Regions from separate parts of the Mus musculus genome. Here region 1 is linked to region 2. The links are chromatin loops, found by intact Hi-C in ENCODE. Cell type or tissue: left cerebral cortex. All regions are shown on one strand. Links, peaks and the distances in the headings refer to the core of each region. The heading gives the core; the rest is flanking DNA.

Evidence for each region. Hi-C counts contacts between places; a loop is a spot of excess contacts. Peaks named below come from ENCODE experiments on the same cell type or tissue, not always from the same donor. Only the 100,000 strongest peaks of a DNase experiment are listed, where the experiment ranks them.
Region 1: a loop joins it to region 2, with 2.1 times the contacts of the local background. A loop is called at or near these places in 3 of 42 quality-filtered maps.

Annotation. Positions count from the first base shown.
Region 1 is chrX:101,751,983-101,767,707 of GRCm38, forward strand. No RefSeq gene overlaps it. Among named protein-coding and RNA genes, the nearest start is that of Cxcr3, 26 kb to the left of the region's middle. In left cerebral cortex, for the core only: no CTCF peak of the experiment used is centred there; a DNase peak (open chromatin) is centred at 10,077; H3K27ac peaks cover 299 bases.
Region 2 is chrX:101,693,510-101,709,234 of GRCm38, forward strand. Gm52429 (predicted gene, 52429) reads left to right here and starts at 2,327. Exons shown (of 5, transcript NM_001382234.1): 1 at 2,327-2,414; 2 at 6,058-6,230; 3 at 7,418-7,451; 4 at 9,890-9,972; 5 at 10,770-12,690. The coding sequence starts at 6,071. The coding sequence ends at 12,016. It also overlaps the pseudogene Marcksl1-ps5. In left cerebral cortex, for the core only: no CTCF peak of the experiment used is centred there; a DNase peak (open chromatin) is centred at 9,627.

The DNA of each region.
Region 1 (15,725 bases), core at 5,200-13,199, 59 kb after region 2:
TCAGCAGGGGTGGCACTACCTAGCAGAGACAGCTAGGCCTCAGTCCTGGCACAAGTCAGCAGGAGGGACCTGGAGGGATGCCAGGAGTAATTCTTGGCGAAGACCCAAGACTTTTTTTTTTTTTTTTTTTTTCCGAGACAGGGTTTCTCTATAGCTCTGGCTGTCCTGGAATTCACTCTATAGACCAGGCTGGCCTCAACTCAGAAATCCACCTGCCTCTGCCTCCCAAGTGCTGGGATTTAAGGTGTATGCCACCATTGCCTGGCTTGATTCGAGACCTTTCATACTCCCTCCAAACATCATGTATCCTACACGGGTCTTGCCTCAGTATGTGTCTTGTCTCAACTGACATCACACTGCCAATCAGCCCGAGTCTAAGGAAGCAGCAAGAAACTGTAACTCATCACTAGAAGATTTTTGGTGAGTCCTGACAAATGCAGCTCAACTACAGGCAGACCAATACATGTGTGTCATTAGCAAAGAATCCTTCATCACAGGTCCTTTCACATGCTTGCTTTAGCAGAACACCCTCTCTCCTGTGTCTGCTTCAGTGAAACATTCCCTCACAAATCTGCCTTAGGTTTTCACCTGTGACCACTTCAGTGAAACGTTCCTTCACATGTTTGCCCTAGCAAAACACCATCCAACGCAACTGACTCTCCAGTTTCCACATCAGTAATCACTCTAATGCAGGTCTACAACGACAAAGCACAAATCAATAAAGAGCAAGCCAATAAGCAGCACTCTTTTTTGGTCTCTATCTCAGTTCCTCCCCTGACTTCCCTGGAGGATGGACTATAAGCTTTAAGGTGAAATAAACCTTTTCCTTCCACAGTTGATTTTAGTCATGGTGTTTTATCACAGTAAAAGAAAATCCTAAGACATTTACCTAGGACCAAGAGGTTTGTGACTTTGTTTTATCACATCAGCACTCCTCTCTCATACCTAAATCTAAGCAATGTATCCACAAACCACCTTACAATTTTATTTACATAAGCCAGATATGGCGGCTTTGCTTTATCTTTAAACCTTGCAAAGTCTATCCTTTAAACAAGACAAGTTAAAAGGCCACAGCATCATTGTAATGACTCCTAAGTGTGACTCTCCCATGTTTTTCACATGCATAAATTTCTCTCTCTCTCTCTCTCTCTCTCTCTCTCCCTCTCCCTCTCCCCCTCCCTCTCTGTCCCTTCCAGTCTTCCCTCGTCCACTCAAATCACAAGTGTGTACTCACCCTTCTCACATTAACTCACTGACTTTGCTTCCCTCCGGCTTATCCCAAACTTCCTTTCTGTCTTAGCCAACACTTAGTCTTGCCAAGTGGAGATGCCTAAGGGGGATGGGAACTCCTTGGGTTACTGGTAGCATTGAATGTCTCCCCAGAACAGCTCTGTTATGAAGCTCAAAGTGCTCTTATCCCAAGCACTACATCCCTGTAGTGACCTGTCCACGTACAGCTTGGGTCCTGGAACCCTAAGACTGGCGAGGAACTGAAGAAATGATGAACACTGACATAGTCAAGCTGGATTCAGTTGTTTGGAGAAGCCAAAGCACCTCCGAAACTTAGCATGTTTATTATATACACTGAACAAGGAAGCGGGGTTTAGAGTAGATAGCTGAGCAGGAAGCATGCTTAGCGAATCTCAGTAGGTACAGTCTATGGTGAAGAAGCTTCAGGGATATCTGGGAGGAGAAAACTTTGGAGGACATTTTTCACACCATGACTCTCAACGTTCACACTTGAGGGGGATAAGGGAGGCGTTGCTGTTTTCCTGTGAGTCTGAGGCTAACAGTCCTTGACATGGCTGTGTCTGTGTGTACAACACACATTCACTCAGGGCTTCATCGGCTCCCTGTATCTCCACCTTTCTTATTTCTTAGATGTTCAGCATGGATCTTCACACTTATTCCAGGAGTGATTTGCTGCAAATGTAGCACCAGACTATAGTGATGATAAGAAGGAAGATCATGACAGCTGCTATGCCCAACAAAAACAGTGGACCATTTTAACAGGTTAAAGGGACCAAAGCTGCAAAGCTCAGCAAGGACCGTCGTCTGCAGGATCAGTAGGAGAAACCAATCCGCCCATAAGCCTTCCACTTTCCTAGGATGTGCTGACAGAACTGGGTCACACCCACTTTATTATTGTGTGTCCAAGCACCCAGGAGGCAGGTCCTAATTAATTCTCAGTTACGTTTGCTCTCACTATAGGAGCTACCGCCATGTATGTGTCGGCCATATTAAGTCCTGTTTAAATTGCAGGGCTAGAACCTGCCCCCAAGAGTTGGATGGAACCCACTGGGACTCTGGATGGCTAGAAAAAAAATGTCATCCTCCCCCCCACCACCGCCAGAAGTGAAGAAATCACTAGTATAAATAGGTGTCAAAAGGTGTGACCAAGTCACTGACAAAAAGCCCAGCAGGCCCAGCAGGCTTCTCCTCTGACCAATCTCACCTGCATGGATATAATTACCAGGCAAATCAGAAACAGAGCCCCTGGGCTATGTGAATCAGGTTGTTGTAAAAAACCAACAACTGTGCAACATTTAAAACCAGGGAGGGTTCTTCCCCTTGGCTACATGCCTCTTCACTATTGGCCACCTTCCCTCCTCTGGCACAGTGCCACTCTCGTGGTACTGAGCCTGCAAGCTGGGGACAACCATCTCCTTGCTGCGGAGGTTGCTGTCACCTTCTCCCCCACACTGAGCTTGCAGGCCTGGACTCCACCACCTGCCTGATGCTCAGGTTTTTAAGCAAATATAACACTTGAAAAGCAGTCAAACTGAAAGCACAACTGGGAACATGCTTGGGTCCCTCCGCTGGGTGTCCACCCCTCGGTTTTTATCGACTTCTAAGTTTATTTCTAGTAGCCCAATTCATCACCCCCTTCCCTGGAAAGCAAGGGTAGGCCTCTCAGAAACTAATGAAGCTGAAATGTCATCACCCCACTTGCAGAATTTCTCAAAACCTCCCCCAAAGTACCACCATAGCGACTTACGCGTTGATTCTTTGTTCCCCAAATCTCTGAGTACTAACATACAGCTGCATTGTACTGTCTAAAGGTTTTTATGCCTGACAAACTGAATGAACCGTGTGCCCGCTAGCCCTTTGTTCCTTCATCCTTATGTCTTTATGTTGTTTCCTCCTTTCCCTTTATTATTGCACTTGTCACAGGAGTGGTCCCTTGTCCGACTGATCTAAGTTCCATGTAGTCTGTGTCCACAGTCCTTGTCCCTGTTTGGGTTCCACTTTGCCATGCACTGCACAGCTCTAGGGACTGACTTAACTGGGACATGGAGGGAATAAAGAATCACAGACACACACAGAAAAGCTGGGCTTTTAGATGGAGAAGCCACAGCACCCCTGAAGCTCAGCATGTTTGTATATACAGTTGAAGAGAGAGTTGGGGATCACTCTATCCAGCTGAACAAGAACACAAGGTTATTTGCATATAGATAAATATAGCTAAACAAGGAGGTGCTTTATGGTATGTAGCCGGACCAAGGGGACAGGTTTAGCTAATCTTCGTAGCTAGTCTCTCTAGGGGGATAGCTGTCAGGTGATAAACATCCAGGAGGAGAAAGCCACGGGGGGCATATCCTATACACACTGTGGACATCCACCACAGACCACAGAAAGGCTTTGCCATCACTCTGAGCCCCAGTAGGGGAAGGGTTTGACATGCTCATGGGTCTGAGTCATTGGTCACTGACATGGCTATGTTCATGTCAACGATATACATTTACCCAGGACTTCACTTTCTCCCTGCATTGGAGAAATTTTAGTTATTTAGGGTCTATGTTAGCACTGGCTATATATGGAACCATTGATGTTCCATAAGATCAGTCATCAACTATAGACCACAGGGCCAGAGGATATGCAGACGAAGGGAACCTGCAAAGAGCTTACTAGAGTTCCTGGGAGAGAGAGAGAGAGAGAGAGAGAGAGAGAGAGAGAGAGAGAGAGAGATGAGGAGAATGCTGAGAACAGAACTCAGGAATGTCTATGTGCCAGCTAACTGCTCCTTTTATTTATTTATTTTTTATTTATTTTTTGTTTTGTTTTGTTTTGTTTTGTTTTGTTTTGTTTTGTTTTAAAAGACAGTCTCATTCTGGAGTTAAGGCTGGCCTCAAACTCACAGAAATTCTCCTGCCTTAGGCTTCCAAGTATTGGGACTGGAGGCATGAGCCCCTGCTCCAGGCTTTTGGAATTTTTATTTTTGTTTTTTATTTGTTTGGGTGGTTTTTGAGATAAAGTTTCCCTCTGTTGTCCTGGCTCATCTGGAACTATATTTGTGGACCAGCCTGGCCTCAAATTCATAGAGTTCTCCCTGCCTCTGCCTCCCAGATACTGGTATTAAAGGCATGCATCATCATGCCTAGCCTTTGTGGTTTTGTTTGTTTGTTTGTTTGTTTTTTTGAGACAGGGTCTTATATAGTTCAAGCTGGCCTTAAATCCACAATGGTAGTCAGGGTTGACCTGGAACCTCTGATCTTCACCTCCTGAATGCTGGGATTACAGCACCTCCTGAATGCTGGGATTACAGACATGTGCCATCACACCTAGTTTTATGTGGTGCTAGTTAGGGATCAAACTGCATGCTAGGTACTCTATTACTCTATCAATTGAGCTACATCGTTAGCATTGTGTGTGTGTGTGTGTGTGTGTGTGTGTGTGTGTGTGGTATAAGCAGGCATACATGCCTGAGTGTACTGGGGAGTGGGGCACAGAGGAGGTTGTCAGGTGTCCTCTATCTGTTCCTGGAACTTCAGAAACCACTCAGTGCCCAGTGTACCATAGTTTCTTATATGTATATACCTGTGATAAAGATAAATTTATAAATTAGAGCGATCAAGCACAACAACTAGCAAGGAGAACACATACACCAATGTACTGTAATGAAAGTGAAATGAATCTAGTTTCTCTCAAATGAGCTTATTGTAATTTCCCACTCATTTAAGGAAGGGCTTTAGACTCTTTGGCATATCCAAACCCCTAGCACTGCTGCTCTATGCTTGGAGATCAGTGCCTAGCCTGGCCTAGTGCAGGGCGAAGTTAAGTTACTCAAGAGCTCAAGGCAGGATGACTTCTGTGAGACTGTGGCCAGCCTAGCTGCACGGTGAGTTCCAGGTCAGCCTGAGCTACAGAGAATTAACAGCAGCAGTACTACTACTACTAAAGGCCTGACACTTAGGCTGCTAACCATGGTGGCCACGGCATGAGTAGCTGGCTGAGCACATTGAATGGATTCACCTGTGAAGATATAGCTCATGTGCTCAGGAAAGTGGGTGGCATGAGATTTTTATCACGCTACTCTGAAGGGCCACAATTTTTAAAAAATTTAAATTAATCCCTAGTGTTGCAAGGAAAAAAAGGACAGTATGAAACTTAGAAATTATTTTTGGAATCTTCATTTTTATATTTTCAGACCAAGTTTGGATGCATCTTAGGGATGATGATAACCTTTCCGGCCTACCCTGGATTGGAGCCAGGATTTCCCTAGCCACTGGCTTCCTAATATCTCAGCTGCCTAGGAAGGTAAGGCAGGCAGACGTTTCTATTCACTCTTTAATATTTTATTATTTTATGTGCATGAATATTTTACCTATATGTATGTGTGTGTGTGTGCCTGCCACATGCATGCTTGGTGTCTGCAGAAGTAGAAGAGGGTGTTGGATCCCCTGGGACCAGAGTTTCAGACAGTATGAGTTGCCACATGTGTGCTAGGACTTGAACCCTGGACCTCTGGAAAGGCAGTCAGTGCTCTAACCAAAGCCAACTCTCCAGCTCTCTTTTATTCCTTAATGTTTGATTGTCAGAAAAAATGCATGATATAAAACCTACTATAGTAAAGACTTCTTGAACTCATAGACATACTTTGTGATATTGGAAGATTCTGGCAAGCCTTAACTTACTGGGAGACCTCCCCTCTCCCCACCCCCTGCCAGAGTGAAAAATGCAGAGCCAGGGATCAATGCAAAAACAAGGAATTTTATTGTTCTAGCATGCTGGAGTCGCCCTGCACTCGAAGAAGACAGAGAGAACGACCCTGCACAGCCCATTCAGGGAGCTTTTATACAGTTTTCAGAGCAGCAGCCATTAGGCACAATGTGATTGGCAGAACAGTGTGACTTTTTTTTTTTTTTTTAGTTAACTACAACAATATAAATTCTTTTATTTTTTTAATTAGATATTTTCTTTATATACATTTCAAATTTCAAATGCTATCCCGAAAGTTCCCTATACCCTCCCCCTGCCCTGCTCCCCTACCCACCCACTCCCGCTTCTTGGCCCTGGCATTCCCCTGTACTGGCGCATATAAAGTTTGCAAGACCAAGGGGCCTCTCTTCCCAGTGATGGCCAACTAGGCCATCTTCTGCTACATATGCAGCTAGAGATACAAGCTCTGGGGGTACTGGTTAGTTCATATTGTTGTTCCAGTGTGAGTTTTAAACTGGTTGGTCTTTAGGGAATTGAGGTGGCGAGAACTTCCCTTGTCTGTAGGTGGCCAAAGGTCCAGGAATGTGTCTGCAGGTGGCCAAAGGTTAGTTCTCCCACCCTGTGGTCTGTGGAATGTAATTAGCCCCTCCTTTTTGGAGGGGAGGGGTGCCTGTGTGCTCTATGACCTTTCTCTTCCAAGAGGGGAGGGATCTGGTCGAATTTTCCAAAGGTTCTGAGCTGACCTCTTCAATATCCATGTAGAATATTGTGTTTAGCCAGGCAGTGGTGGCATATGCCTCTAATCACAGCATTCTGGAGGAAGGGGCAGGCAGATCTCTGGGTTTGAGGCCAGCATGGTCTACAGAGTGAAATCCAGGACAGCCAGGCAGAGAAATGCTGTCTCAAAAACAAACAAACAACAACAAAAATAAAAACAAAAGAATACTGAACTTACATCCAAGACCCAAATTAAACCATTTTAGTATATCTTGGACATGACATGGATAACTATTGTGTTTTATAAAAAGAAAGAGAAGGGGGAATATGTTTTATGGAGGTGTGGTAAGGTGTGGGGGAAGGGGGTACCTCCATGGGCCAATGTTGAAGCATCCCTTCCCCCTGAGGAACCAGTCATACAATGGTATAGTATAGAATAGAGTTTATTCAGGGCATGGGGAGGGGGAGTTGAGAGGGTAGTAGATGCAGAGAAAGGGAGAGAGAGAGAGAGAGAGAGAGAGAGAGAGAGAGAGAGAGAGAGAAGAGGAGAGGAGAGGAGAGGAGAGGAGAGGAGAGGAGAGGAGAGGAGAGGAGAGGAGAGGAGAGGAGGAGGAGAGGAGAGGCAGGCCATGGCCATGTGGAGAGAGGGGGAAAGGGAAGCAGAGATAGAGCAAGAGAGGAAGAGAGGAACAAGAGAGAGCAGGGGCAGGGTGGGGTGAGGGGAAGCAGCCCCTTTTCTAGTGTCAGGCATACCTGCCCTTTTGCCAGGTAACTGTTGGGTAGAATCTAATCACAGTGCTAATAATGACAGATTCACAGTTGCTTTCTCCAAACTTTAAAACTCTTGATTATTTGGAATAATTTTAAATATCAGGAAGACTACACTATTAAATTTTATCCCTCCTTCTTGGCTACCATTGTGAAGTAGGACAAAGAATCAAAACAGAGGTTCAGAGGTGGTTAGTACATTCCCACTGCTGCGAAGCCACGAAACTGAAAGTCTGCATTCATTCAATACTAATTCCTGACATAGTGACTCCTGCTTGTAATCTCAACACTGTGGAAGGAGGCTGGAGCAGGAGCATGAATTTGAGAACAACCTGTGTTATAGAGAGACTTCCAAGCCAGCCTTTGCTACTGAATGAGAGCCTGTCTCAAAACCCAGACCAAACCAAACCACCACCTCCACCACTACCACCACCACCACCACCAAAAACAACCAGGTATGGGGTATGGTAGTTGTAAATGCTTGTAAGCAAGGAAGGGTCAGCAATTCAATGCCAGCCTTGATTATATAATGAGTTCTAGCCCAGCCTGAGCCACATGAAACCCTATTTCAAAAACAAAACCAAACAAACAAAATCAGGAGCTAAGGATGTGGTTCAGTCAGTAGTATGCTTGTGAGTTACAGGCCAACCCTTGGATATGGCCTATTTCAAAAACAGTCTTTCACTTTTTCCCCCCCAAATCCTCTGTACTGAAAACAGAAGCACTGCTGTGAGCAACAAGCAGGGGCTATTTCTCTAGAGAGACAAGACAGAGTGGACAGCAAGTAGACATCCTGTGTACTCCCCATAGATCCTACTTGTGGGCTGGGTGATATGGCCTCCAAAGATACACTTGCCCCACTCTCTGCTGTTCAGCCTCTCATAGCCCTCCCTGCTCTGGGAGATGGCTCTCTGGAGCCCTGGGAAGCTGAAGTGCAGCCAGGCCCTGATTAGAAGCATCCCGGGATTTCTCTGCTCAGATGCCATTTGTGTCCATTTCTGACTGAAGCAAGAAGCAGAAGGAAGATGATGGGGGCTCCATCTCTCCTAGTCTGTGTTCTGCTTCCTGGAGCTTTCAGACACCTTGGGTCTTGATAGGACAGACTTACTTTTCTTTCTGTTCTCAGAGATGACTAAACTCGGGGCCTTGTACTTGCTAGGCAAGTGCTCTACAACAGAGCTAAACCCTAGTCCTAGGGAAGGCTTGTTTTTCTAGAAGCATCTCCGCAATAGCCCCCAGAAAGAGAAGCAATTCCTGCTTGGAGTTTTCTGTGCCAGCTTCTTACAAGCTGTCTTGTTCTCATCACTGCATCCCTTCCAGATGCTCTCTGACTGGCAGAAAGCATGGACTTCACTAAGATTATCATGCCAGTTGGAAAAGTTCTCCACAGCTAGGTGTAGTGGTGCACACCTTTTAATCCCAGCTCTTAGGAGACAGAGGCAGGTGGATCTCTGTGAGTTGGAGGCCAGCCTGGTCTACAGTGAGTTCCAGGACAGCCAGACCTTCATAGTGAGATCCTGTCTCCAAAATTAAATGAATAAATGAAAAAATATATAAAAGAAAAAAGAGAAGCCCTTCACATCTAAGTGAATGAGAGAGGTTCCAGAGGTTATGCTACTCTCCTGGCCCACCTTTCTGAAGTTCCAGCCCCTCCAGGAAGCACAAAAGTTAGAGGCATTGGAAGTCCTTCAGGACTGGCATCTTCAGCTACAAGACACACTCTAGTTGGTATTTAGGTTGTGTCACAAGCCAGGTGGTACAGATTATAAACTGAGGTGCCTGGGAAGCAGTTGGAGGACTGAGTTCCCTTCCTCCAAGAGGATTTGTGAGTGCCACATCTGGAACCTGAAAGGAGCAGACTATCCCAAGAAAAATTTCCCCTGCAGAGAGACTAAGCAGAGGGTACCTACATAGCTGCAGTCAGATTGATGCAAGAAGCTCTCATCTGCTGGCTGTGGTAGGAGGACTGCAGGTAATAATATGTATTTCAAAGCCAGAAGAGGGAATTTTGCAAGTTTCTGCAGTAAAGAAATGATAATGTTTAGGAAATAGCCTGATTTAAAAAAACAGCATTACATATGAAAATATTCCATAGATCCATGTGTTGGGCATGTTGATACTTGTGTTTAATCATAGAACTCAGGAAGTTAGAGACAGGATGATAATGACTTCAAGGTTAGCCTTAGCTATATGTACTGAGTTCAGTGCCAACCTAGGCTTCATGAAACGTTAAAAGAAAGTACTCCTATGCAGACCCAGGCTAGTAGTTGTAGCAAAATGTTGGCTGTTCACCTTAGCTTTGGCTTGCTCTCCATTATCATTAGAAGTGCCTTTTTTCCTGGGGAATGTAGCTCTCCAGAACTTGTTCAGAAGGCATAAAGTCCTAGGTTCAATCCCAGGTATGGGCACAAAACCAATCAACCAACAAAAAACAAACAAACACCCCCAAACAGAAACCCAAACCAAACCAACAAACGAAGCAAACAGCTAAACAACAAAACCCCTGCCTTTCTCCCAGAGTGCAGGTTGTAAATACCAGCTGTTCACTTTGCCAGGCTTTCTTGTGGGTAAGAGGAGCCACGCATAATGACTAAGTTCTGGAAGATGAGACTGGAGGAGAAATGATATGGAGGTAGTCATGGAAACAATTCCATGTTTCAAAAAGAGAAATGGAGCTGGGGAGTTAGCTTAGTTGGTAAAGTACTTATGTATCATGTAAGCATGAAGACCTGAGTCCAGTTTCCAGAACCTATATGAAAATGCTAGGCTAAGTGGGGTTAGGCAGGTCCTGGGGCTTACTCATCAGCTAGCTGGGCAATGAGCTCCAGGTCTGAGTGCAAAGACCCTGTCTCAAAAACAATGCAAGCAGCTCCTGAGGAGAAGCAAGTGAGGCTGGCCTCTCCTTCTCTCTCCCTCCCTCTCTCTCCCTCCCTCTCTCTCTCACTCTGTAAAGAAATAATAAATTCTCTTCCTTTTTTGGATCAATTTATTTTATGTGCATGCCTTTAAAAAAGATTTATTTATTATTATATCTAAGTACACTGTAGTTGTCTTCAGATGCATCAGAAGAGGGCGTCAGATCTCATTACAGATGGTTGTGAGCCACCATGTGATTGCTGGGATTTGAACTCAAGACCTTCAGGAGAGCAGTCAGTGCTCTTAACCACTGAGCCATCTCACCAGCCCGTGTATGCCTTTGTTTTTAATTAATGAATTTTATTTGTATGAGTTCTTCGCTCAAATGTATGCCTGTGCAGCATACGCACGCCCAGTGTCCACGCAAGTCAGAAGAGGGCATCAGATTCCCCCTAACTGGAGTTACAGATGCTGTGATCCACAGGCAGTAACTGAAAGGAGGTCCTGTGCAAGAGCAACAGTGCTGTTAATCATTGAGCCATCTCGCCAGACGCCCCCCTCCCAATACAAATATATATATTTTTTAAGTTAGACTGTAGCCAGCTCTGGTGGAACATGTCTGTAATCATAGCAGAGGGAGGGGGATCAAGAGTTCAAGGTTATCCGGGGCTACATATTTTTAAGGCCAACCTGGGTTATCTATAAGTCCTGTCTCAGAACAGCAATAGCACCCCCCCAAGTAATGGCCAACACAGCTCTTTCCTGATGTTATATCAGTTTTAATTATCCCACTCAACAGCTGATTTAGCTGCCATAGACTTAGGCCCAGTTTTCCTTCTTGTATCCCCCACCCATGACTGTGCTAAAATGAAGCTTGTTTGCTTCAAGGGATGAATGCATCCAGGCTAAGAGAAGAGAGGAGACTATGTAGGTCGCTGTGACATGTTTCCTACTATTAGTACTCCTGAAGAGCCTCTTGGTTTGTTTAAGGAGATGAACTGGAAGCAATCAGCCTCCTAACCAACTGGCAGATTCCCTTAGCTTCTGGCCAAAACAGTAATGAAGTGGGTGGGGGGAGAGAAGTGGCTTAGCAGAAATTTATGAACAACAATGACAGTTGATCAGCAGATGTGCCTCCGCCCTGTGTGTACTCCCTCCCACACGCCAGGCCCTATGGAAGATTCAGAGACCCACGCTTGACATCAGGAAGGTAGGAATGACTCAGGCTGAACTTTCCCACACTCCACCAAGATAGAGTACAGGACAGAAATTAAAGTGATTGAAAAACCCAGTGTGCTAGTTTTATGTCAACTTGACACAAGCTAGAGCCATCGGAAAGGAGGGAACCTCAATTGAGAAAATGTCTCCATAACATCTGGCTGTAGGGAAGCCTGTGGGACATTTTCCTAGTTAGTGACCAATGAGGGAGGGCCCAGCTCATTGTGGGTGGTACTATCCCTGGGCTGGTGGTCCTGGGTTCTATAAGAAAGCAGGCTAAGCAAATCACAATGAGTAAGCCAGCAAGCAGCACCCCTCCATGGCCTCTACAGCAGCTCCTGCCTCCAGGTTCCTGCCCTGTTTGAGTTCCTGTCCTGACTTCTTTTGATGATGGACTGTGACATGGGAAGAGTAGACCAAATATGTTCTTTTCTCCCCAAGATACTTTCATCATGGTGTTTCAATGCAGCAATAGAAACCCTAACTAAGACACCTGGACAGATGACGGTGTCAGATCCCCTAGAGTAGGACTTACTGTAGTTGGGAGCCACCTGACTGGGGTACTGGTCTTCTGCGAGCTCTCTAACCTCCGTACATTTGCCATGTGCAACTTACCATGCATATGCATACCCACACACTAATGTGGTGTGTGTGTGTGTGAAGGTTTTTTTTTTTTTTTTTTTTTTTTTGAGAAAGAACTTAGGTGGGTAGGGATGAGGAGAGGATCTGGAAAGAGGGGAGGGAAAGAATATAGTCAAAATATATTTAAATTTAAAATTGTTTTATCTAAAAAGAAAAATAAAAGGGCCTGGTGGAGCAGGCTGTCACCCCAGATGTTCAGGGCTGAGGCAGGAGGATTCAAGGCCTGTTTGGGCAGTTTAGTAAGACACTTATTTTCAAAATAAAAACAAAAGAGGGCTGGGCCTGGGTGTGGTGATGTACACCTTTAACCTCAGTACTCGGAAGGCAGAGTCAGGCAGATTTGTGTGAATTCTAGGCCAGCTGTATTACATGGGAAGATCCTGCCCCGCCCCCAAAAAAAGAGTGAAAAGAAAAAGTGAAAAAAATTTAAAAAAAAAAGAAAGGAAAAGAGGGCTGGAGATATGGATGTAGCTCAGTGGCAGAGCACTGGTCAGCATCACACAGGCCCCGTTCCTCATCCCTAGCACTACAAACCAAACCAAACCAAACCATGTTTAGTCAGGTGTTGTGGTGTGTGAATGTAATTCTGGTTACTCAGGAGGTTGAGGGTGGTGGATCACGAGTTCAAGGTTCACTCAGACTACATAACATGACCCTGTTTCCAAAACCAAAAGTACAACTTTTTATAAACATCACTCGAGGTTTTCAGAGCGACTAGGCAGTCTCTAGGAAACAAGTGCCCCTGCTGTGACTCAGGTCCTGCACAGATGCAAGTGCCCGGAAGCCAAGCCTCACCCATCTCTAGCTTTTCTTTCAGGACCCTCACAAACCACACTCCTACCAGATTTTCCTGTTCCCCATCCTGGCTAGATGGGGAAAGATTGTTTACAACACAGGTCCAGTCACATCACATCCCAGGTCACAATTTCTCAATGCCCTCTGGTGACAGGATCCCGCTTTGCAAACATGATGGCGTTTGCTCACCAAATGGATCAGGAGGCACCTCCGAGTCTGCTGTCCCCCTCTGCTGAAGCCCTAACAGCTAAGAATCTCTTCCTTCCAGAAACTGGCCTTGAAGCCCACAGGGTGGTAGTAGTTGTTAGTCTTTGAGCTTCTCTAGAACAGCATGTACCAGGATAGAATAGAAATTGGCACATCGCCCTGTAAGTTTCTTTCGGGTCCTTCCGCCTCCACTTATTGAATCACTTAAAGCTTATGGCTGCCATCTCCCCAGAGTCTGTGGGAAGCTGTGACACATGAAGTGAAAGTGCTCTGTGAATCACCTTGCTGAACAACAACTATTCCCCAAAGAACCATTTTAGTTAAAAATGACATGAAAATGTTAAGTCCTGACAGACAGGGTGCCATCTGCCAAGAATTTGAGTAATCTAGAAACAGAAATAAGAGGCCAACAGGTTTGAGGCCAGCCTGGGCTACATAGCAAGATCTTGCATTAAAAAAAATTAAGTCCCGTGTCAGGCAGCGGTAAATTTCACCTTTAATCCTAGCACTCAGAGGCAAAGGCAGCTGGATTTCTGAGTTCGAGGCCAGCCTGGTCTACAGAGTGAGTTCCAGGACAGCTGGGGCTACACAGAGAAACCCTGTCTTGAAAAAAAAACCATAAACAAACAAATATTTAAAAATTGAGTCCCTAATTTAGGAACTTAACTCATATCCTTGCCAATGTAAATTTAAACTAATTTCATGTTTAATTCCCTTCAGGGCACTGTCCTCTCTGCTTGTAGTCCTTTTACCCTGTCCCTGTTACTTTCCTCACAGATAGCAAAACACAGAGGCAGGCAAACCCAAGAGCTTCTTCACACACTCCTCTCCAAACAGGGCACCTAGCAACAGCAGCATCCTCTCGCACCACCTGCATCTTCCTACACACATCTGGTCTCTGAACAATAATACAGATTTCTCCACTCCTAGTAACAATCAGATTTAGTTTCTGCTCAGGTGTATTCCTGTTGTAGTTAGGTACAGGAACAGAAGGGCTGATCTGGCCTGAACTGGTAAGAAGTATGGTTTTCAAGTGTCATTTTGGAGGGAGTATACTATTTACTATGTTATGTCTATATACAAGTGGCATACATATTATTAAAATCAGACATATAATGGGCAAGGACATGTACAACATGAAAAATGAATTATGTTGTAATCTATCAATTATAATAGAGAACCACCCAAAACACCCCCGTTTAGTAACCACCTCTTTCTCTTGAGCTCCATAAAAGGATATAGCAAACAATAATTGGTGCCACTGAATATTCTCAGTCATGTGGCCCACAGTCAGACTTGACAGAACATCTCTCTATAATAAAGCTATCTGATTCTTTTGCATATGTGTATGAAACCTTATTTTAAGGCGGTTTTTTTTTTGATAAGAGGACAAGAACCTGGGAACATCTAGTCTTACACCCTAACCACTGGTAACAGCACCATGTTCCTTCTGTGACACTGTCAACGGGATATTTAATGCACAGATCTGGGCTCAAATTTCAAGTCCAGCAGTTCCTAGCTTTGTGACATTTGGCTACTTACACCATCTTGTTTCCAAGGTATGCAATGGGGATCATAGGAAACCTAACTGCTTCCTAACTTTTTCAGTAACTTCCATTTTGACTGTCTTTCACCATACACCTTTAATTGACTCCAGGGTGGTACCACCTCTACTCAACCATAGTTTCAATTTCAAGATTTTGTATGTGGAAACCCTCTTTTCTGAGCTTAACCCCAGCTAGTTCATTCACTTCTCTTCAGTCCACCAAATTCACCCTGTCCTCTGTTTCAGTTCAAGCCATCCTTGTTCCCCCAGACCATCTTGTCTCCACCCCGTCTCTGCCAAGTCAGTATCCCAGGCCAGCTTTGTCAAGGTGCTCTGGGTCACCTGGCATTCCTACATGCCTTTCTCTGCATGCTCTCCAGGAGGCCTGGAGAGCCCCCTTCTGCCATGCCTTGCAAATTTGTAGGAGAAAAAGTAGTTTCCTCCTATAGGTCACCTTTATTATCAGAGAAGCCATCTGCCTCTCTCCTGAGCCTCCTGCTGTGGCCAAGGAGTCATCTTTTCCCTTTCTCAATGACTGTCACCCCAGCTCCTACCCCCAGTTCCTGCTCCAGGCTTGCTTCAGAGACCATTCATCTTTTGTCTTGGGTACTTTTCCCACCATCTTCTTCTCTGCAGTGCTGAATACACTCAGAGCTCCTTCATCCTCAGCTCTCCACTCAGGAAAATATTCTATGGTTGACTCATCTTTCCTTTAACTTCAAAGCATGGTCTCTATGACTTCTCGACCTACTTAATGCCTGCTCACGTCTTTTTTTCTTTTTGTGGTTTTGAAAAAGGGTCTATTTGCTACGTACTTCAAACGGCCTTGTACTTCAAATGATTCTCTTGCCTCCACCCCTTGAGTGCTGGGATTAAGACATGCGTCACCACGATTTTTTTCTATTATTATTTTTTTAGGCCAGCAAAATTGCTCAGCAAGTTAAAGGAACCCACCTCCAAGCCTGACAACCGAATCACATTCACTTCACTTACTGTTGGCTTCCTTCCCCACCCTTTTCCTGTTTCTATCCTTTTC
Region 2 (15,725 bases), core at 5,043-13,042:
CTTCCTCCAGAGCCCAGTGATAAGTACTTGCCAAATTTTTATAAGCAGCAAATTGCTATAAGCGGCACCACATACCATTTAGATTCTTAGCTTATACTTCTAATTCATATAGTCAAGGAATCTCCATTTTGATGGAGAAGGGAGAAAGTTACCCATTTATTAGTTCAGGAAGCTATTCATTCGTTGGCAATTCAGTAAGGAATAGTACAGCTTGGAACTAGCGCTGTTAAAAATCAAGTTCTAGCTATGCCACTTTCTAGTTGTTCGACCTTTTAAAATAAGAGTACTAATATTGCATTTTAATATTTTTATGTGTATAAGTGCACACGAACCCCATACACACATGTCCATAAACCATGCCTGAGCTGGTGCAGAGGCCCAAAAAGGGTGTCGGATCCCCTGGACCTGGAGTTATAGAGTAGTGATTGGCCATGTGGGTGCTGGGAATTAAACTCAGGACCTCTGAAAGAGCAGCCAGTTCTCTTAACCACTGAGCATCTCTTCGACCCTACCTATTTTAATTTTTAAGAGATATACGCATGGTGTATGTATCTGTGTGTGTGGAGGCCACAAATTACTCTCCATCTTTTTAGGTCACTGTTTTGATTTTCCCTCCTGCCCCACCCCCCATCTCCAAGCACTGAGATTAAAGAGGTCCCTGGACTTGGGGTCTGAATTTCTATGTTCATGCTTGTTCAATGAGCATTTTAATTGCTGAACCATCTTCCCTGACCCTAACATTGAATCTTTAATTCTTTAGAAACAAGACGACTTTTGCCCAGCTGCGCTCCTGGGCTCCTGGGCTCCTGGACTCCCGGCTCAAGGAATACTTTGGCCTCAGCTTCCTGAGTAGCTAGCTGGGACTAGGCAGACATGCTAGTGCCCTTTGGGCTCAAGTATATACACATATTTTTTTAGATTTAATTTTTTAAAAAAAATTTAATTTATTAGGTTATTTAGATTTTACTTTTAAATTTATTTTATATGTATGTGGTTTTGCTTGCATGTGTGTCTGTATATCATGTGTGTGCCTGGTGCCTCAGGAGGTCAGAAGAGGGCACTAGATTCCCTAGAACTGGAGTTATGGGTGGTTGTGAGACACTGATTGGGTGCTGGGAATTAAACCCAGGTCCTCTGTAAGAACAAGTGCTCTCAACCACGGAAATAAACATCTCTCCAGCCCCTCACCTACTTTTTTCTTTCCCGAGACAGGTTTCACTATGTGGCTGTTCTGGAACTCACTATGCAGACTCAATAGAGTCTGCCTCCCTCTACTTCTCAAATCCTGGAATTAAGGCTTAAAGGTCTGCACCACCATGCCTAGCCCCTCAATTTTAAGCCCACACAGAACACCTAGAACAATACGTAACACCTAAAAGCAAATGCATGGGATGTTTCTTTTGTATGGTGTGGCAAAAAAAAAGAAAATAATAATTGTGAAGTATATAGGTGTCTGCCAGGGGAAGAACAGTGGAAAAAGCACTAGCTTTTTCTTGTGTTTGGAACGGACACTGGGAAGTTTAAAGTAACCAACTTTTTTTTTTCTCCAGGGTCTGACAGTTCTTGAGGCCAGCACCATAGTTCTTTGTCGCTAGATGTTTTTCCGTTGCTCCTCCTTTCTCTCATCTAGGGGTCTAAATAGTCCTTTTCTGCAAGTGCTTACGGTAGACTAGGTAGACGAACTTTGTAAACATTTGGGAGTTCAAGCAAGGTAGGTCACAAGGCTTGGTGGTGCATGCCTTTAATCCCAGCACTTGGGAGGCAGAGGCAGGCAGATTTCTGAGTTCGAGGCCAGCCTGGTCTACAGAGTGAGGTCCAGGACAGCCAAGACTACACAGAGAAACCCTATCTCGAAAAACCAAAAAAAAAAAAAAAAAAAAAAAAGAAAAAAAAAAGAAAAAAAAAAGACAATTTGGTATTTTTTCAGTCAATCAGAAAGTTGCTAGAAGCCGGGGATAGTGGTACACATTTGTAATCCCATGGCTCTAAAGGCAAAGGAGGATTATGAATTCCCGGCCGGCCTGGTCTACACAGACCAGATCTCAAAAACAAAATGGATGCGTGGGTTGCTTGAGACCTTTACCCGTTAGTGGCAGATTCGGACTTGAGTTACAACTCTATATTCAAATGGCGCACTTCAGTGCGGTGCAGTGATATCCAGTACCAGAAACACTGGAGTTGGTATCACAAATTCATAATTCTAGAATTCAAATTTGCCTTATGATCATGCGTGGTAGGTGGGGGCAGAAAAGGCGGGAACACGTCAGTTCCCATGGTCCCTGGGGGCACTGCCCTATAAAAGGCGCGGGGCGCGCGCGCCCATTTTAGACCGCTCGGGGAGCCGTTGGCGGTTGAGACCTTCTGCCAGGCCAGATCAGACCGGACCAGACGCGGACCCGGACACGGGAGAACAGGTACGCAAATGGGCCTTCGGTTCTGTGTGGGAACTTGGCAACCTTCGGACCGTTTTCCCACACAGAAAAAAAGTGCCGAGTGGGGCCGGGGGTGTAGCTGGGACCTTGGGTTTGATGCGAAGCCCTTGAGAAGCTCTTGAGGAACTGGGGTGCCGGGCGGGACGCGGACAACCATTAGTCACCGAGTGGGGTGATCTTCAGAGAGTCTCGAGACGGTCGTGAGGATGCTGGGGCGGACAGGGCTGATGGCGGACTGGTAGACGCCGGAGTGAGGTGGTTTTGAGACTTGAGACGACGGTCGTGAGGATGGGGGGCGGACAGGGCTGATGGCAGACTGGTAGACGCCCGAGTTGGGGTGGTTTTTGAGACTTGAGACGACGGTCGTGAGGATGGGGGGCGGACAGGGCTGATGGCGGACTGGTAGACGCCGGAGTGAGGTGGTTTTGAGACTTGAGACGACGGTCGTGAGGATGGGGGGCGGACAGGGCTGATGGCGGACTGGTAGACGCCGGAGTGAGGTGGTTTTGAGACTTGAGACGACGGTCGTGAGGATGGGGGGCGGACAGGGCTGATGGCGGACTGGTAGACGCCCGAGTTGGGGTGGTTTTTGAGACTTGAGACGACGGTCGTGAGGATGGGGGGCGGACAGGGCTGATGGCGGACTGGTAGACGCCGGAGTGAGGTGGTTTTGAGACTTGAGACGACGGTCGTGAGGATGTGGGGGCGGACAGGGCTGATGGCGGACTGGTAGACGCCCGAGTTGGGGTGGTTTTTGAGACTTGAGACGACGGTCGTGAGGATGGGGGGCGGACAGGGCTGATGGCGGACTGGTAGACGCCGGAGTGAGGTGGTTTTGAGACTTGAGACGACGGTCGTGAGGATGTGGGGGCGGACAGGGCCGATGGCGGCACTCGAGTGGGGTGGTTTTGAGAAGGGCATGAGGAAGTGGGGGTGCGGCGGCAGGGCCCATAGACTCTTGAGTCTTGAGATGGTCGTGGGGTTGCGGGGGCAGACATGGCCGATGGCCGTCGGTTACTCGGCGGAGGAGGATAGGTGGTCTTGAGAAGGGCGCGAGGAAGGCAGCGGCTGAGGAAGGGGGCCGCGGACGATGAAGAAGGAGAGGGGGGCGGGGCGGGGCTGTGGCGGGCACAGACTACAGGTGACAGAGAAGGCCGAGGCAGGGTGGTGATGGGCGCCGGAAAAAGCCGAGGGGTGGCGGGACACGAGCGGCGGAGAAAGCCGAGGGGTGGCGGGACACGGGCGCGGGAAAAAGCCGAGGGGGGGGGGAAGCGCGGGAAAAAGCCGAGGGGTGGCGGGACACGGGCGCCGGAGAAAGCTGAGGGGGGGCGGGACACGGGCGCCGGAAAAAGCCGAGGGGGGGGCGGGACACGGGCGCGGGAAAAAGCCAAGGGGGGTTGGGACACAGGCGCGGGAAAAAGCCGAGGAGGGGCGGGACACGGGCGCCGGAAAAAGCCGAGGGGGGGAGGCGCCGGAAAAAGCCGAGGGGTGTCGGGACACGAGTGGCAGAAAAAGCCGAAGAGGGTGGGACACGCGACGGAAAAGCCTTGGGGTGGCGGGACGCGGGCGCGGGCGCGGGAAAAAGCCGAGGGGGGGGGCGTGGGCGACGGAGAAAGCCGAGGGGTGTCGGGACACAGGCGCCGGAAAAAGCCGAGGGGTTCCGCGGGACACGAGCGACGGAAAAAGTCGAGGGGTGGCGGGACAGGGGCGCGGGAAAAAGCCGAGGGGGGCGCAGGACACGGGCGACGGAAAAAGCCGAGGAGGGTGGGACGGGCGACGGAAAAAGCCGAGGAAGGTGGGACACGCGACGGAAAAGCCTAGGGGTGGCGGGACGCCGGCAACGGAAAAAGCCGAGGGGTGGCGGGACACGGGCGCGGGAAAAAGCCGAGGGGGGTGCTCGGGACACGAGCGCGGGAAAAAGCCGAGGGGGGGGCGCGGGCGACGGAGAAAGCCGAGGGGTGTCGGGACACAGGCGCCGGAAAAAGCCGAGGGGTTCCGCGGGACACGGGCGACGGAAAAAGCCGAGGCGGGTGGGACACGCGACGGAAAAGGCCGAGTCTGGGACAGGGACAACGGTGGCTTGGAACCTAGTCTTGTGCCTAGTCTTAGCATGCCTTGGAAGAATGGTGCATCTCGGCCTGCACATAGTTGGGAGGCCACAGCTTCGTGGAGATGTCCCAAGAGGGTAGAAATGTTGCTGTGTTGGCGGGGCAGGGGACTACTTGGTAAATTGAGGCTTAGGGTGTCAGACCAAGGGAACAGTTAGGACGACCATAGCCAGTGTAGTAGTTAGTGGCCTAGCAGGAGGAGTGAGGGGCAGGATCGAAGCCTGATTGGTGGAAGCTCCCAGAGGTGAGGAGCGCAGTTACGTTTCTCGAAAATTCCAGAAAATGGCGGCAGCTCTTGGGATGGGACGCAGGATCTCACAGGAATGTTGGAGAAGCCCGAGGTCTGCGCAGCCAATGGGAAGCCGTGGAGACAGAGCGGGCCATTGCGCAGTAAGAGGGGCTGTCGCGAGGCCTCCTGTGGCTCCCTCTTGCGGCGGGTCCCGGAGTAGCTCGCTCGTTGAGGCTAGGCCAGACTAGAGTGAGCTCAGAAAGACTCCCCCCCTCCCCCGCGCCGGATCCAGCCAGTCTGAGCTGCAGCTAGATCGAGTTCGGCTGCAGGGGTGACTTCAGCTGTGGCTGTCACACCATAAGAGCAGCTTTAGGGAGAATAGGGGTTGAGCAAAAAACTACTCATGTTGAAATAAAGCTTGAAGTGGATTAAGGATCCACTATATGCTTTTGGCTTTTTTGTTTGTTTGTTTTTTGTTTTTTGGGGTTTTCTTTTTTTTTTTTTTTTGGTTTTTTAGTTTTTTGTTTGTTTGTTTGTTTGTTTGTTTTGTTAGAGACAGGGTTTCTCTGTTTAGCCCTGGCTGTCCAGGAACTCACTTTGTAGACCAGGCTACTCAGAAATCCTCCTGCCTCTGCCTCCCAAGTGCTGGGATTTAACTAAAGGCGTGCGCCACCACCACCTGGCTTTTTTTTTTTTTTTTTTGACTTTTTCTTAATCTACAAAAAGTAAATATTTGGGGGATTTTTTGGGGGAGAGTCTCTCTAACACAGCTGGACCAGAGTTTCATTATAAAGTCTATGCTGGGCCCAAATTCTTAGGGATCCTCTTGCATCAGATTTCCAAATTCTGAGATGACAGCATGCAACACCACACTCACCTTTTTTAAAAGAGTAAATTATAGGGGTTGGGATGTAGCTCAGTTGATAAGAGTATCTGCCTACTCTGCATCAAACCCTGGGTTCAGTCACCAGCATTGCATTAAAGCTGGGTTTGGCAGGCACAGTACTGTAATCCCAGTCCTTAAGAGGGGAAAGAGGGAGGAGGATAAAAACTTCAAGGTCATCTTCCATTATATGAGGGTTTAAAGCCAGCCAGGATCTAATCTAAGACATTATCTTTATTTTGGTTTGTGGGTAACGTCTTGCTATTAAGACCAACCTGAACTCATTTAATGACTTAAAGCATTTTCTGATGTTGCATTTCAGAAACTGGTTGTTCCCGACATTGATACCTTATGGACTATGTTGTTGGTAGCCCTCATTTTAAAAATCTCTTTTTCTCTCTCTAGTTATTTTCTGAACATGGATTCAGGCAGCAGCAGCAGCAGCAGTAGCAGTGGCAGCAGCAGTGGCAGCTGCAGCACCAGTGGCAGTGGCAGCACCAGTGGCAGCAGCACCACCAGCAGCAGCAGCAGCAGCAGCAGCAGCAGCAGCAGCAGCAGCAGCAGCAGCAGTAAAGAATGTGAGTAGACTGATTATGGGATGGATCCCCGGGTGGGGTAGTCTCTGGATAGTCCATCCTTTCGTCTTAGCTCCAAACTTTGTCTCTGTAACTCCTTACATGGGTATTTTGTTCCCTATTCTAAGGAGGAATGAATTATCCATCCATTGGTCTTCCCTCTTCTTGATTTTCTTGTGTTTTGCAAATTGTATCTTGGGTGTTCTATGTTTCTGGGCTAATATCCACTTATCAGTGAGTGCATCAGCCACCAAACCCAGACACTATTGCATATGCCACAAAGATTTTGCTGAAGGGACCCTGTTATAGCTGTCTCGTATGAGGCTATGACAGTGCCTAGCAAATACAGAAGTGGATGCTCACAGTCATCTATAAGATGGAACACAGGGCCCCCAATGGAGAAGCTAGAGAAAGTACCCAAGGAACTGAAGGGGTCTGCAACCCTATAGGTGGAACAACAATATGAACTAACCAGTACCCCCAGAGCTCGTATCTCTAGCTGCATATGTAGCAGATGGCCTAGTCGGCCATCACTGGGAAGAGAGGCCCCTTGGAATTGCAAACTTTATATGCCCCAGTACAGGGGAACGCCAGGGCCAAGAAGTGGGAGTGGGTGGGTAGGGGAGCAGGGAGGAAGGAAGGTATAGGGAACTTTCAGGATAACACTTGAAATGAATATAAAGAAAATATCTAATGAAAAATAAATTGAAAAAGAAAAGAATGTGAGTAGAGCCCTCTTTCAACAGTAATGTGTGTGTTAAATGTCTTTGTAGAGATAACTGAAATGAGATTTGAGACACTTGGCTTGATTTGGTCCTAGCTTTGACCCCTCTTGTGTTCTGTCAGGGTTGTTACAGCTTCGTTCCCTGCTTTAAAGAGCAGGGGAAGATCTTCATGTTTCCCTTTTGTGTTGTTTACCTCTTTTTGGTTCCTGGATCTTCTTTTATTTCCTCTCTGTCTTTCATGTCTTTCATTCTTTTGTCTCTTCTATTTCCATCCCCCCTTTGTCTATTTATTGCTGGACATAGAGTCTAAGGTAAGTAAGTACTCTACAACTGACCTATGTCCCCAGTCTTAGGGAAACTTAAATTTGACTAGCACTAATTTATAAACTAATTTTCAGGAATAAAATACATATGATCTACTAGATTTTATCATGCTTCTTAATGCTTCTTCTTTTTTTGACTTAGACATGCCTGAACTGCCAAAACAGAGAAAGGCTAGGTAAGTGGGAGAATTGTTGAAACTTGACTTTTTTTATTTATAGTTTTTGGCTTTTTTGAAACAGTCTCACTGTGTAGCCCTGGCTGTCCTGGAACTCTCTGTAGACTAGGCTGGCCTCTAATAGAGATCTGGCTGCTCCTGTTTCCTGATTGCTGGGATTAAAGGTCTGTATCACCGTGCTTGGCTAGTTTTTGGCTTTTTGAGTCTGGGTCTCACTATGTAGCTCAGATTGGAACTAAAAATATAGATAAGGTTGCATTTGAACTTGTAGCATCTGCTTAAGTGCTAAGATTATAGGCATACACCATCATGTTCAGCTAATTAGTTTTTTAAAATGTCTTGAACCATGATTTTCCAGTTTCTATCAGTAAAGTAGACATTTTTTCCTCTGATCTTGTCTTCTGTGATCCTGCCTCCAGGTGATCTCATGAGTGTTCTGTGATTCTATTGATGTCCAATTCAAATAGCTCACTGTTAGGAAAATCAAGGTGCTTAAGCATTTAGAACTTTATAGCCCAGTAGGTTGTGGAAAAAGCAAGTGAGGAATGGATAAAAATGGGATCAGACCCAAAAGATGATCATGTGCTTGAAATTAAGAGAGGCCTCTTTTTTTTTTTGAAACAGAATTCTATATAGCTCTGGCTAACTCACTATGTAGACAAGGCTGGTCTCAAACTAGCAGAGATCACATGGCCTCTGTCTTTTGAGTTCTGGGATTAAAGGCATGTGCCACCATGCCAACCAAGAAGACTTAAAAAAATGGTTTCTTTATTTTATGTATATAAGCATTTACCTACTTTTATGTATGTGCGCTTAGTACCTGTGAAGGCTAGGAGAAATATTGGACACCCTGAAACCAGAGTTATAAACCAATTATAAGCTACCATGTGGGTTCTAAGAACCAAACTAGGGTCCTCTGCAAGAGGAGCAAGTGTGGGCTGGAGAGATGGCTTAGTGGTTAATAGCACTGGCTGATCTTCCAGAAGACCAAGGTTTGATTCCCAACACCCACATAGTGGCTCACAACTGTCTATAACTCCAGTCACAGAGGATCTGATTCCCTCTTCTGGACTCTAAACACACTGCATGCACATAGTACATACACATACATGCAGGCAACACACACGCACACACGAGATAAATAATAAAAATGAAAACTTTTAAAAGGAGCAGCGCTGGGTGGTGGTGGCACACGCCTTTAATCCCAGCACTTGGGAGGCAGAGGCAGGTGGATTTCTGAGTTCGAGGCCAGCCTGGTCTACAAAGTGAGTTCCAAGACAGCAGGGCTATACAGAGAAACCCTGTCTTGAAAAACAAACAAAAACAAAAAACAAAAAAAGAGAGAAACCAAAAATAACTAAAAAAAAAGGAACAGCAAGTGTTCTTAATTGCTTAGCTATCTCTCCAGCCCATAGAAGACAGACTCTGTTTGTTTGTTTGTGTCTGAGACAGGGCCTTTCTAAGTAGCCTGGCTATCCTGGAACTTCCTTTGTAAACTAAACTGGCCTTGAACTTACAGAGATCTGCTTCCTGAATGCTGCAATCGAACGTATGTACCATCACACCTAGCTTAGAAGAAAGATTCTTTAAGGCTAGAGTAGTACATAGGATAGCAAAGGTTTATCAACTTCTGTCCTGGAACTCACTCTGTAGACCAGGCTGGCCTCAAACTCAGAAATCCACCTGCCTCTGCCTTCTCCCAAGTGCGAGATTGAATTTAAGTGTTTGGAATTTTAAAGACTGGGACTTTTAGATTTTTGAATTTTTAAAAAAGATTTATTTATTATATAAGTACACTGTAACTGTCTTCAGACACACACCAGAAGAGGGCATCATCAGATCCCATTACAGATGGTTGTGAGCCACCATGTCGTTGCTTGGATTTGAACTCAGGACCTCTGGAAGAATAGTCATTGTTCTTAAGTGCTGAGCCATCCCTCCAGCCCTTGAATGTTTATATTGTAGTGTTTATTAATATGTGATCTTGGTGATGCATAAGAGAGGAAAGGTTGTGGCTTAACAGTGATATGTTTGTGTCAAGTTGACACAAGGGGTCAGAGTGAGAACCTTTCCTTTGTGACTCTGCACTCTTATACAAATGTGTCTCAAAGTTGATGAAAATGATAATCCTCCTGATGAGTTTTTCACTTCCACCACAACTATTTGAGTACTGGCACTCTGACAAGGCCCAGTTTATTCTCAGTACCTGACAGATGCCTCCTTTTGGAAGTTTGCAAGAGGAGGAAATGTATATAGAGAGATGGGAAAATCAGGAATAATTGAAAGATAGAGTCATTTTCAATGAAGGGGGACAGAGTTGATATAGGAAACAACCAAAAGTTAACAAGTGATCCTGCTTATTGTAAGAAATATGGGAAAATGTCTTAAAGAGCAGAATGTGCTCATATTTTCTTTTTTTCCCCCACCTTATTACTTAGCTGTGTCGTGATTGACTCCGAATCCGACTCCGACAATACCAGTGACGAAAAGAACACTACAGTCTGTGAAATAAGCAGTGGAGGCAAGTATCATCTCTGTTTAGAGAAACAACTGAGCTCTGAAGCCTTATTACATGTGGTAGTTTTAGAATCAGATTCTGCAAACTTTAAGTTTCTTATGCTTTCATATCCAGTGCCACCATTTCTTTCTCCATCAAGTATTGGATGTTGATATGGCTGGGTCCCTACACCTTGGTTTATTTCCTAACACAGTTGCCACTCTTTCTGCTGCCTTTGACTCTGGATAGAATTCTATCCATCTAGAGCTGTGCTCCTCCCTCTTCCTTTTTTACCATCCTTTAGAGGTAGGAATGACAAGGAAGAGGAGTCTTCCCAGCTTGGTGGAGACTGGGCTGGGGGGAGGTTAACAGTGTGAACAGTGCCAACTACTATCTCCATATATTATTGTACAAGGTAGTGGGTTCCAAAAGTTCAGTCAGGCCACAACTGACTAAATAAACAAGTTGCTAAGCTAGAGAACTTTAACTTTTGAGATACATGAAATGCCACTTTATTGAAGTAATTCCCCTTATTTTGCTATGGACCACAAGGCAGCAGATTTGTCTTTAGGAACAACTGAGCTCATGCTGTTTAGACAGGTGATTTCAAAGTGGGCATAATACTTTCATTGCTAAGTTTATCTGTTATTGCTCTCAGTCAAATACAAAAAAGGGGGGAAACAATCTACAACTGATTTTTAATTGTGATTTAGAATGTCCAAGTACTCAACCACTTTTAGTTTAATTTGTGCTCAATATCCTGCCGATGTCTGTATATAGAGTGAACAGGAGTGTATTTATAGATGTCTCTTGAATTTCAGATGAGACTTCTGACATTGATCGTCCCGGAGGTCAGAAGCTTCCACTAATTGTTATTGATGATGATGATGATGGCAGCCCTGATTTGAAGAATACTAAGCAGAAAAGTGATGAGCCCCAAATGTCGGTGCTTGAAAAAGAGGGGGTTGAATGTATTGGTTCTGACTCGACTTCACCTCATGATGTTTGTGAAATATGGGATGTTTGTGGGAGTTCCAACCAGACATCAAGTGAGCTTGAGCCAGAGGGGGAGCCTGAATCAGAGGCCAAGGGGGAGCCTGAATCAGAGGCCAAGGGGGAGCCCGAATCTGAGGCCAAGGGGGAGCCCGAATCTGAGGCCAAGGGGGAGTCCGAATCTGAAGCCAAGGGGGAGATGGAGACTGAGGCCAAGGGGGAGTCCGAATCTGAAGCCAAGGGGGAGATGGAGACTGAGGCCAAGGGGGAGTCCGAATCTGAAGCCAAGGGGGAGATGGAGACTGAGGCCAAGGGGGAGCCCGAATCTGAAGCCAAGGGGGAGATGGAGACTGAGGCCAAGGGGGAGCCCGAATCTGAAGCCAAGGGGGAGATGGAGACTGAGGCCAAGGGGGAGTCCGAATCTGAAGCCAAGGGGGAGATGGAGACTGAGGCCAAGGGGGAGTCCGAATCTGAAGCCAAGGGGGAGATGGAGACTGAGGCCAAGGGGGAGCCCGAATCTGAAGCCAAGGGGGAGATGGAGACTGAGGCCAAGGGGGAGCCCGAATCTGAAGCCAAAGGGGAGCCCGAGCCCGAGGCTGCTAAGGGGGAGATGGAGACTGAGGCTGCTATGGGGGAGGTGGAGACTGAGGCTGCTATGGGGGAGCCCGAGCAAGAAATTACAGCTGAGGAAGCCAAAAAGAAAAGGGCTGCATATCTGCTGGCACAACAAAGGAAAAGAAAGAGAAAGAACAGATTCATATGTATGTCATCAAGTAAGCCTCGTAGGAAACGCCGTAGGGCTGACCCACAGGATGGGGCTGACCCACAGGATGGGGCTGACCCACAGGATCGGGCTGACCCACAGGATCTGGCTGACCCACAGGATAGGGGTGACTCACAGGATATGCCCAGCCTGCCAGGTACATCTGATGAGCCCATTCCATCGGGCCAGCCTGTTTGTCCCCGAAAAGGCATGGCTTCAAGTAGAGGAAGGGGCAGGGGCAGAGGCAGAGGCAGAGGCAGAGGCAGAGGCAGAGGCAGAGGCAGAGGCAGAGGGGCAAAGGCAGGAAAGTGAAAAGGGCCTTTTTGCAAATTGCCACTGGTTAGGGAGCGCCACTGTCCATTTTCCTTATGTTCCAGTATATCAGCATTCCCCAATGTTCAATCCCCCTGCAGTGTTTGTTTCTTTTTCTTTTTCTTTTTCTTTTTTCTTTTTTCTTTTTTCTTTTTGTTGAGTCAGGGTTTCTCTGTATAGCCCTGGCTGTTCTGGAACTGGCTTATAAAGCAGGCTAGCCTCAAACTCATATTCACCTACCTTTTCTTCCCAAGAGCTGGGAATAAAGCCGTGTGCCACCACGCCCGGCTTTTTTTTTTTCTTTTTCTTTTTTCTCTTTTGTTCTTTTGAGACAGGGTTTCTCTGTATAGCCCTGGCTGTTCTGGAACTGGCTTATAAAGCAGGCTGGCCTCAAATTCATATTCACCTACCTTTTCTTCCCAAGAGCTGGGAATAAAGCCGTGTGCCACCACGCCCGGCTTTTTTTTTTTTTTTTTTTCTTTTGAGACAGGGTTTCTCTGTATAGTCCTGGCTGTTCTGGAACTGGTTCTTTAAAGCAAACTGGCCTCAAACTAAGAAAACCATCTACCTCTACCTCCCAAGGGCTGGGACTAAAGGTGTGTACCACCACCGCCTGGCATAACAAATGTTTGATAAACTTGTTAAATAAATGGCGCTTAACTGTTGGTTCCAAAGTCTCTGGTTGAAGTTATTGGTACTGTGGGTCTTGGAAGAAGGCAAAAAAGACTAGGTTTGACTTAGAAATTGAGTGAAGGTGCTGCTGGGGATATGGACTTTACTAGCCTCGTGGATAGTTAGTTGATCCATGAGGGCAAAGGGCCTGGGGGTGGGGTTCAGAAGCCCTGTGAGTACACCAGGGCCAGTTGTGGGGAGTCAGATCAACTTTACTTTTGGTGATTTGAGGCTTATAAAATTTTGAGGGGCTGTGGGTAGAAACATCCATGATGGACAAAGGTCATTGGCTGAAGGCTTAAAGCACCAAAATGCCTCATTAGCGTGAGGAAGCATTTCAGGAATCTCAGATACTAGCTGCTAACAGGTTTTTAATAGGAGATGGGGAAATTGATCCTTTAATCTAACTAAGGCTACATGACATTCCTCAGGTAGAGGCATGTCTCGGAGCTTAGAATTCCTCAAACAAGGGCAGAGAAGAAGCCCTGCCAGTGAAGGGAGTCCTCCAGATTGCCCCGAGCTTGGAGGCTTATCTAGTCAAGGTGGACTTTGACCTTAGAGTTTCCCACCCTATACCAATCTTTAGACTGCACTTGTCTTAGATGCTCAGGCAACCTAGCCTCCAAGAACCCTTATGAAAATTCTCTGTACCTGTGACAGTCTTACTGGTGACCCTAGATGGAGCCATTCAGAAGGTAGCAGTATGCAGCCTGCCCATGCAGTCTTGTTGATGGGTGCTACCCTGTGATAGCTCTTCTTGAGTTTCACTTTCTGTCAGCTGCTTGATGATACCAATTTTCATTGTACGAATCAACTATTGTCCTTTCAGCTGATAGTGGACAAAAAATTGGGGGGCTTTCTCAGAAAAAGCACATTGCGGCAAAAGTTGAAAAATGTAAGACTGGATACATGCTGCTCATGCGCTTGCTTGTATGGGATTTGCACATTTTCTTTTGCATGTTCATCTGTCTGGTGGATACTGGAGACTCCCAAGGGGATGAAGGAGTCTGGCTGAATGAAGCTTTCTGACCCAAAGTGGGGATGCACATGCAGAGTAATGAGGTCACCTCCTGGTTCCCCTCCTTTCTCTCCCTCTAGCCATCCAGCCAAAGTGCCAAGCCTTTGTGCTCTCCTTAAATCCTAGTAGTTAACTGGCAGAGTGCTCCTTCAAACTCAGAGCAGCTCTGGCTTCTGTCCTTAAACTCAGGTCAAAGATGGATATGTGGCCAAGATAACTTTAGGTTTGACATAGCCTAGTTTACACTGATGTAAGCCAACATAGTTGAATGTGATGGGACATTTAATCCCAGCACTCAGAAGGCAGAGGCCAGATAATTAGGAGTTCAAGGCCACTTTCAGTATATCAAGTTCAAGGCCCAACTGAACTATGTGATACTCTTACCTCAAAAACCAACAAACAAGGCAATTACAGAGGGGAAGGTAGAGCTTACATGTTTGATCTTGGATGGGAGGGAGGGTAGTTAAAAATGTTTTCTGAGTTTTTCCAATGCCTTGCACGAACATACTTCCCCCTTCTGTATTTATTCATGTTTTTTCTGTTTGGTAGGATTGGGATTAGAACCCTTGGCCTTGAACATGCTGGCAAGCATTCTGCCACTGGGCCACATCCATGCTATCCTGTGAATTTTCAAAGCATCACAGACTCAGGAAAAAAGTGTTAGGGTGAGGTAGATGGCTTGGAGTGCTTTCATTTTCATTAAGCTATAGGGAGCTATCGGAAACAAGTGATTGCATAGGCCAAAAGCATGTTATACTCCAGCTAGAGGTCAATTCATTTTCCCATTTAGGTTCTAAAATCTCATTTTCCCCTGAAAATATGATTTTTAATTTTATCTCTGGTTTTACTTTCATTAATAATGCACATTTACATCTGGAGTATCTTTTTTTTTAAGGGACAACATTTATTCCTTTTCCAAATGTTACAGTAAATCCAGGTGGAAGAATGGTCTTAGCAGTTAGAAAAAAAAAGTACAAATCTGGGGTTTGTCCATTAAAAGTTATTTACAACAATGGGAGGGGAAAAAAAGATAACAAGAAGTTGTTTCACATTACAGACCTCCCTCCCTCCTGAAGCCCTAACACTTGCTTATCAAGTCAGAGACTTGAGTAAGACATTTATTATTTTTTTTTTTTTGGGTTTTTTGGTTTTTCGAGACAGGGTTTCTCTGTATAGCCCTGGCTGTCCTGGAGCTCACTTTGTAGACCAGGCTGGCCTCGAACTCAGAAATCCGCCTGCCTCTGCCTCCCGAGTGCTGGGATTAAAGGCGTGCGCCACCACGCCCGGCTGAGTAAGACATTTATAAAAACCCAGACGGGGCAATGTCCTCCCCAGCCCAGGTGCCACTAGGCACAGCATAAGAGACTAAGAATTCAACAGGGGAAAGGCTGGACACTCAGGGTTTGGGAGTATAAGCCCCCACTTCTGGCTCAGGGGGTTGAGAAGCAGGATAAACAAAACGAACTTGGAAAAGAATTGGAAACCCAGCAGCTGCCTTCTGCAGGGATGGGCTCGGGAAGGAGGTAGGGACAGGGCATTTCACATCACTAAACTAACCTAACTTGGGAAACCGTAAGGGACCGTCTTCAACTGGCCTTAAGAAAGTAAGACCAAATGGCTGATGGGAGAATCCACAGGAAGGTGAAAAGGGAACGTGGCTGGGAGGGGGCAACAAGCCCCTTCCTTTCTGGGCACAGGAAGTCAGCCAGGGCACAAGGTCCAGGCAGTGACCTCACAAGGACAGCACAGTTTTTGCAGCTTAGAGATCACCCACCTGTCCCCATCCTTACTCATTCTGCTCAGCACTGGCAGGTGTGCAGTGGATGGCTCTGCAGCCTGGGGCCCTGCCTCCTCTTCTGTGTCTCCTTCCTTGGAGGCAGCACTAGCCTTTGCCTCCTTGGCCTGGGGCTCTTGGCTCTCAGGGGCAGCGGCCTTCCCTTCTTGGGCAGTGCCCTCATCGCTGCAGGCGCTGAGATCCCCCTGCTCCTGCTCTTCCTCTGTTGGCGAGGAGGCTGAAGA